Regions from separate parts of the Mus musculus genome. Here region 1 is linked to region 2. A link is a loop called in an ENCODE intact Hi-C map of the cell type or tissue named here. Cell type or tissue: left cerebral cortex. All regions are shown on one strand. Links, peaks and the distances in the headings refer to the core of each region. The heading gives the core; the rest is flanking DNA.

Region 1 (3,773 bases), core at 457-2,956, 170 kb before region 2:
CCCCGAGGGCCAGGAGACGGCGGAGATCACAGACTTCCAGAGGGTGCGTTTCTGCAAGGTGGTGGCGGCTGCTCCGCCGCCGGGGGCTGCCCGCTGACAGCGCCAGCAGACCAGGGTGCCTCGCTCTGTACTAACCTTCAGCTCCTCTGCTTCTGCTACACTCCGTCCAGGCCAGGGTTAAACTTAGTGGGGGAGGAAGCAGGTTAGCAACGAGCCCGGCCCGAGGGGAGTCTTCTAAATTCGCTGAGGACCCAGTGGTGCCAGTCCGACCGCACTCGTCTGGTCGAACCCTCGGAGTCAGTCCCTGTGAGGCCTGGGTGTGCAGGAACCTGCAGCTAGGGATTGAATTAAACGCGTGCTACCGCCAACCTTTGAACTGTGCTGCTAGCTGATCAGGCTAGGCTGCTGTGCTTGGCTGGCGGAAGAGGCGGGACGAGAGTGCTCCTCTCATCCTCACACCTCTCTCCTCCCACCCCGCAGGCCGTCTCGCAGTCCTGAAGATGCTGCTGGGAGGGGCGGCAGCGCAGGTTTGCCTGGCTCCCAGGCTGGCTGCTCTCCTCCCTGCAGTCCACCCTGGATCCCTCGCCTCTAGGGAACAGAAGTTTACGCTGGTGCGGAGTTGCTGGGGAAGGGGCCAGCAGGGGTGATGGAGGGAACTGGGTCTCGGAACTCTCGTAGTAGTCCAGGGATGTGAGACTGGGAGGGCCGGGGCCGGGGCTCGGTGGGCGGGGCTAGCGTTCAGAAGCTCCGTAGGCCTCCGGCTTCAACAGAGTAGGAACCTTAGCTCCGGCGGGCAGAGGGATGCTAGTGTGCAGAGCTGCAGTCGGTCGAAGAAGGAAGGGGTTCGATTAGCGCGGAGAGGGCTGAGGTAGAAAACAGGAATAGGCGGTTGGAAATGTGACAGCTAGGGCGGGAGAAGAGCGAGTGGGCGTGGCCTTGAGGGGGTAGAGCTAAGAAATCTTGATAGTGGTGGGTCAGAGGCGGTAGGGGCGTGTCTAGGATGTAGCTGAGCTGGGGGGGGGGTGCTGTCTGACAAGGCGTGGTCCTGGAAGGGGCGTGGCTTGCTTGAGGCGGTCCTGGGGTGGGGGCGGGGTCGGTGCAGGCTGAGTGGGCAGCGCGATGCGGGGCTCGAGCTGCGTGGGCAGTGGTGGCGAGAGCCCGGGTGGTACGGGGCTGAGCGAGGGTCCCCGTGGCCGATGGCTGCGGCTCGCCCCTGTCTGCGCCTACTTCCTGTGTGTGTCCTTGGCCGCTGTGCTGCTTGCTGTGTACTACGGGCTCATCTGGGTTCCCACGCGGCCGCCTGCGGGCCCCGCCGACCCCCTGCCCAGCGCTGCGGCCGCTCCGTGTGCTCGAGCAGCACCGCCCGCCCCGCCTCCGGCCGCACCCGCATCCTGTTTGCTTGGGGCCTCCGGCGGGCCACGACCGCAGCCAGGACTGCCACGGAGTCGCCGCCACAGTCGCCGCCCAGCTCCGGGAGCGACGCGGGAGACCGCGCGCCGAGCGCCTGGATAGTCTGGCCCGCCCCCACCGTGGCCTGCGTCTGTCTATCTGCACCACCGGGCCTCGCCTGCGCGGCGCCGCCTCTCTCCTTGCCGCGGTCCTGATCCTGCCCGACCTTATTCCACCTTGCTCCTTCCCGGGACTCAGCGCTCATCGGCAATAAACTCCAGCCTCAGCTGGCTTACCTGGTCTGTGGTCGTTGGCCTCGGCCGCTGGTCCCTTCTAGCTCCGTGGCCGCGCGGCCTTAAAGGCTTTCCTCTCTCATTGCTCACATGTAATTTTTGGGTTGGAATGGGGAGAAGCGGCTTGCCAGTTTTCGGGGCCATTGAAGGTCAGATACTGTAAAGGCCTTACCAGTTTTCGGGGTGTCATCTCGTATAGCTTCGGAGACAGTGGTGCGTGCTGGAAACTGCAGTTGGTATAGTTTGCAATGGCAGGGGTAGAGGATGTCACCCGTAAGCTAGCTTGTCCTGGTTTGGGTGGTGACATTTGCTGCTTTGGAAGTGTGGAGCATATAGCTGAACCAAACCAAAACTGGTCTGCATTGCTGTTGGTGCCATGTTGAGACTGGTGTAGCTTCTGATAAAGAAGTCATGCGATTGAGTCCATTTTCCCTTACCCATGACTGTGGCTTGGCCGTAGGCAGGCCTGGGATATACTCTGCTGGCCAGCTGCAAGAAGGGGTTTCCTTTATGGCCTGCCTTCCCCCTAGGCTGGACAGCATCAGGAACCTGAGGCCTCTTGTCAGATGGGAGTGTTACCTGTCCTGCTGGTTCCCTTCTGTCCTACCAGCATCCCCCACGGGATGATGTACAGCAATGTACTTAAATCTCTCTGGTCTTGTAAAAGGAAGACAACACATTGTTGCTCAGAATTAAACTAGTGATCGAAACCTGAGAACAGCGTTGGTTTCTGCTCTGTCTCCACTTTGTCCTTCAGCCCTTTCAGAGAGTCACAGCCTGTATCCCTGGGCATAGCCTGTCAGCTCAAAGACTGCACACCACCAAGCAGTGAGTTGGGGGGAGGGGTCCTCTTGCCTGTCCTTTTTGGCCTCCCTTCTGCTTCCTGGTTTTTCCTCCAGCCCCTTGGCCCCTCAACCTTTTTTGTGTCCCTCTGCTACCTTCTCTTTGCTTTTCTCTTTCTCTGTTTTTAGAGTGTCTCCATATTGTCACCGTGCTCCTGTGTCTACTGGCTCACACCGTCTCTCTAGTGCTTTCCCACTGAGTCACCCCCTCCCACTTTGTGGCAAGGGATTTGGGTTCTCAGCAGACCTCCTTCCTCTGTCTTCTAAGGGTTGGGATTGCAGATGTGTACCTCTATGCAAAGTCCAGCTTGTGGGCTTTGAATTCTGACTAGCTCTGACCACTTTAACCATTTTGGGGGTGACAGGGGTATGGAATAATTTTACCTCTCACATGATGACAAATCAGTTCATACCAAGCTATTTATATTTTTTATTTATTCCCTCCCAGTGTGACTGTTACACACATTTTGCTGCAAAAAGACATTACCATGTCCAACAGGGGAAGTGGACAGTGCCTGCCTCAGGCCCCTGGGAGTTTGCATAATAGGTACAGAATGGCCTTTCTAAAATTGGATCAGCCTTGAGTTCCGAAATGCATCTGTCCCTGAAGACCTCAGCTAAGGGACTATGGACCTGCAATTTGGCACACTGTCAAGCCTGATTTATCTTAATTACTAGTTCAACATTTAATTAATGGCTTTGTTAAAAAACTAATTTTCATCACCTTTATATATCTATATATCTCCTATAATCCAAGCTGCCTTGAACTTGCTGTGTAGCAGAGGATGACATTTGTGCTATGCTGATTTTTTTCCTGGGGAGACAGGAGCAAATGCCTCCTCACCCAGACAGGGCACTGCCAAGTGAATTTATTTGGGGGGTGGGCATTAATTATAGGAGGGTGTGGGTGACTCAAAGGCAGCTACACCACCACAACGCTGGATCTGCCAGATGACTGACAGTTCATACAGCCGAGACCTTGGTGTAACCTGAATGATCTACAAGCAACCGCACAGCCAGGCAGATCAGAGGCTCTGGCTCATGCTGCCACTTCAGTCATTCACATTTTCTAGAGGGTCTCATGCCTTGGAGATCACACCCTGGGCCTCCTCGGCAAGGCCATTAGAATCCTATACCATGCCGCAGTCTTGTGGAATCAACCTCCTGCTGTTATTAGTCATGTGTGCACATGGGGAGGTTAGAGAATAACTTCTTGGAGTTGGTTTTCTTTTTCCACTATGGTACCTGG
Region 2 (3,773 bases), core at 785-3,284:
CCTGGGAGCAGCCCAACTCTACACTTATCTCTCTGGGCCAAAGAGATCAGACACTGAGCCATCAGGAAAACTACTGCTGAAAACTGAGCGGGAGGCACCGCCCCAACACCACGCCTAACCTGAACTTCTTCCCTTGTGAAGACTGAAGAAACACACACACACACACACACACACACACACACACTCACACTCTCTCTAATGAAACATTCTCATCTAACTGACATAGCCTGTCATTAACCAGATGTCTGTGCAGCAGGTATAAACATTTTTCAAGTTCCTTTGCTAAACATTATCTGATGGCAAACAACAAGGGATGGCTTCATCCTCTCCCTCCCCTTCATGTCTTTCTGTCCTCACCCAGCTTATAACAGTCTCTCCCAGAGCTTTCCCCAACTTCCTGGTTGTCTTCTGTATCCTTCCATCCTTGCTTTGGAGGCTTCTGATTTTGTGTCCTACCCCTGCACAGCTCTTCCTCAACACCTGCCTGGACCTTTCCCCAGTGTTCCTCTCTGCCTGTTCCTTCAAGAGCTTTGCCTGCTGCCATGTAGTGTCGTCTCCCCCTACCCCCTCCTATATCCCAAGGCTCTGGCCCTCTCCCCAGACCCCTCAAGCACTCCAATTCCTACCATCTTGGTTTCCCCATCAGCATCTTACACTCTCTGAGTCTGCTTCTTCCTGCCTGATGAGCCTTTCAGAGGGCCAGACTCAATTCTGAGCACAGTACACATAGTTTATACTCATAACAAACTTCTGCAGTTAGTTTTTACCAACAAGCCCTTTCAGAGAGACCTACTCCCTTAAGATAAAGAAACCTCGGAATCGCATCCCAAGCATGGGTTCTGCTGCTCCTAAGTTAATATGGCTGAAGATGGCAAACTTGCATAAACTTTGTGTGAGGTATTTGCCACCTCCTGGGTGTGTTCAGACTCCAGACTTGAGGACCACCTAGTAGGCGGTGGTCCTACCACCCTAATGATTCTCTTGTGTGCCTCATCCTCCCATCACCATTGTCTTGGCTAAAACCAGTGTCACTGTCCATTCATGCTTGTTCCCCAAGCACAAGTCTCCACCTCTCAGTCCAGGCCTCGCCATCAGTCACTCTTAGCAGGGCCCCACTCACCCTCACACCTCGTACTCCGGCTCATCATGCCCAAGGACGCCCCAGCCCGGGTCCCCTCGGTCTGGTGTCCTCACCCCGGCAGCCTGGGCCGCACAGATCCACGGGCACCGGCCTGGGAAAGGCGCGGCCACCAGTCAGCGGGTGTCGTCAGCCATAGGGCCACGGCCAGGGCCTGCAAGGCCGCTGAGGGGCTCCCAAAGTGCAGAGCAGAAGAGCCCGCTCTTCCCCGCCTTGGGCCCAGCCTCGCCCATTGCTCACCCAAAGAGGCCGGAGAAGAAGGACTGCGAGTTCTTCACCTTGCGCTCCGCTTCAGCCAGCAGCGCCATAGCCTCAGCCTGCTTCCCGGAGTTGTCCATGACGTCGCGCAGCTGCTCGGCTCAGGCCCGACACAGCCTGGCGACGACTCACAGGCCCCGGACACCGCGCACTCAGCGGAGCTCCGCCCGCTGCGTTGACGTCACCCAGGCCTGCCACCCCACGTGAACCCTGCGAACCAACCAGTGGGCTCAAGCTGCGAGGCACTCTCCTCCCGGCACGCCCCCTCCGGCTACCGCACTCAGCACCTTGACCCCCCCCCCCCCAACACGTGAGCACACGCCGCTAGCCTCCTGGAACCCCCACAAGCGCATTGCCACGTGACACCAAATAAGCCAATCATAAGCCCGAACCGCCAAGAGCCCACCGCCCCCAAAGCGCGACCTTTGACTCCCTCCAACCAATCAGCAGGCTCTATAGACTTGTTCTGCCACGCCTCGGCGGAACTGGGTCACACTAATCACCTGACCAGTGTCGCGGCGCTCATGTGACGCCTCTAGGTTCATGCTCCAGGTTTGACTGACCCAGCAGTTTAGCTCCGCCTCCTGTTTCGCTTTACGTCATAGTCACTTGGGAAAAAACTGTGCAGTGAAAACGAACCTTCTTACTCCCTCTGGCGATCGTCTCTAGAATTGGCTTGGGGAATCCAGAAGGTCTCCATTTCTAGCTGGATGGCTCAGCTGCTAAAGGCATTTGCTACCAAGTTTAACAACCATATTCCTATTCCTGGGACCCACATAGTAGAAGGTGAGAACTAGCTCCTCCAAATTGTTCTCTAACCTACACACACAATGCCTTTAGGGAGTATCTTGCAGTGCCACACACAGAATGTCACTAGATACTCAGTCCCATGTAAAAAGCTGGGTGTGTCAGCGGGCACCTGTAACAGGAATGGGTGGGTGGGAGACAGGCATATGCCTGGAGCTTGCTGGCCAGCCAGTCTGGCAGAATCAATGAGTTCCAGGGCCAGAGAGAGACCTGGTTTCGAAAACTAAGGTGCAGAACAACTGAAGAAGACTCCTGACATCAACCTCTGGCCTACACACACACACACACACACACACACACACACACACACAGTTAAAAATTAGTGGAAAAGTCTAAATAAAGCATGGACAGTCAGTTATTGACAGTGGTTCAGTATCTGTACTAAATACACTATGCTATAGTAAGAGCAACATCTTACTATAGGACAGAAACTGCTATGTGGGAACTAGCATAGGCTAGTTTTCTGTAAATCTACAGTTATTCTAAAGGTCAGTCCCCAGGGCCCTGCCCACAGTGATTCCAATCCCTATAGTGTGCTGTGGTGCAGGAATCTGTATCTCTTCTTTACTGAACTTCGCTGATTAGCAGGGAACATTTGAGGAAAGTGTTATGTGAGTTGGGTGTTGGGGACAGGAAAAGGCAAAAGACATCTTCCTCTGACCCTTTCCCATTGAACACTTCCCCAAATGTACCTGTGCTCATCATGACTGTACACTGACCTCAGAGCTGGTGAGTCTGGATGGCCACAAGCAGATATGGTTCCACTTCCATTTGCTGCAACGTGTCATCCTTTTGGAGCAATGAGCTATGCAGCAATGGATGACTATATGCCCTCAACCCATAAGGCCAGAACTGCATTTCCACTCATGGAGTTGGGTCACTCAGGGTAGAGCAGTGGAATGAATGCTCACTGCATAGCAATGCTCAGGTCACTGGGAACACCCACCAAGCAAAGTGCATTTCCTAATTTACCAGCTACACACATTGGGAAAAAATGTTCAAGTAGGAAGGAAGACAGCCATTCTGGTTCTGGGGCTGCCTTGTACCCCTCATTTCCCTCAAACAGGATGTCTCAACAGCTCCAAAATCAATTTCCTCCCTGCCTTTAAGCTTTAGCTGAGATGTTGAGACCTTCTGTGTAGTGCTGGGATCGGGCCCTGGGTACAGGAGTTGAGGCATGGCTCTTGCAGGCTGGGGTTGGTATAGATGTCCCTGACCTTACATAGGCTGCAGCAAAGGCACCATTCTGCCTGCTGTTACGGTCTTCCTCCTTCATTTCAGGTTGAGCAGCTACATCCACACATGCATTTCTGGCTTTAGTCTAACCAACCCAACCCTTCCCATTTTCATGGCCAAATCATGCCTACTGTCATTACTTTCTCACGAGTGCACTCATTCACAGCTGCTAGAAGACCCCTCCTAAAATGAAGCTCTTTGATGAAGGGGCTTTCATTGCTGTGTGTGTATATGCCCATCTACAAGAGAAGAGCTGGTGTGTGGTGCTAAAGAGAGCACAGATGACTGTGTGCCCACCTTCTCCCCTCTCTCTGCTCACCTCCTGGTCCCAACT

Evidence for each region. A loop is a pair of places that touch in the nucleus more often than their neighbours do. Peaks named below come from ENCODE experiments on the same cell type or tissue, not always from the same donor. Only the 100,000 strongest peaks of a DNase experiment are listed, where the experiment ranks them.
Region 1: a loop joins it to region 2, with 2.5 times the contacts of the local background. A loop is called at or near these places in 8 of 42 quality-filtered maps.

Annotation. Positions count from the first base shown.
Region 1 is chr7:16,270,637-16,274,409 of GRCm38, reverse strand. Inafm1 (InaF motif containing 1) reads left to right here and starts at 718. Exons shown (of 1, transcript NM_001136270.1): 1 at 718-2,397. The coding sequence starts at 1,120. The coding sequence ends at 1,512. It overlaps Ccdc9 (coiled-coil domain containing 9), which reads left to right. Exons shown (of 14, transcript NM_001382411.1): 14 at 1-368. The coding sequence ends at 97. In left cerebral cortex, for the core only: a CTCF peak has its summit at 1,586; DNase peaks (open chromatin) are centred at 973, 1,524, 2,183, 2,792 and 1 more place; H3K4me3 peaks cover 2,016 bases; H3K27ac peaks cover 2,178 bases.
Region 2 is chr7:16,096,380-16,100,152 of GRCm38, reverse strand. Napa (N-ethylmaleimide sensitive fusion protein attachment protein alpha) reads right to left here and starts at 1,573. Exons shown (of 11, transcript NM_025898.4): 1 at 1,379-1,573. The coding sequence starts at 1,476. In left cerebral cortex, for the core only: a CTCF peak has its summit at 2,060; a DNase peak (open chromatin) is centred at 1,795; H3K4me3 peaks cover 854 bases; H3K27ac peaks cover 1,178 bases.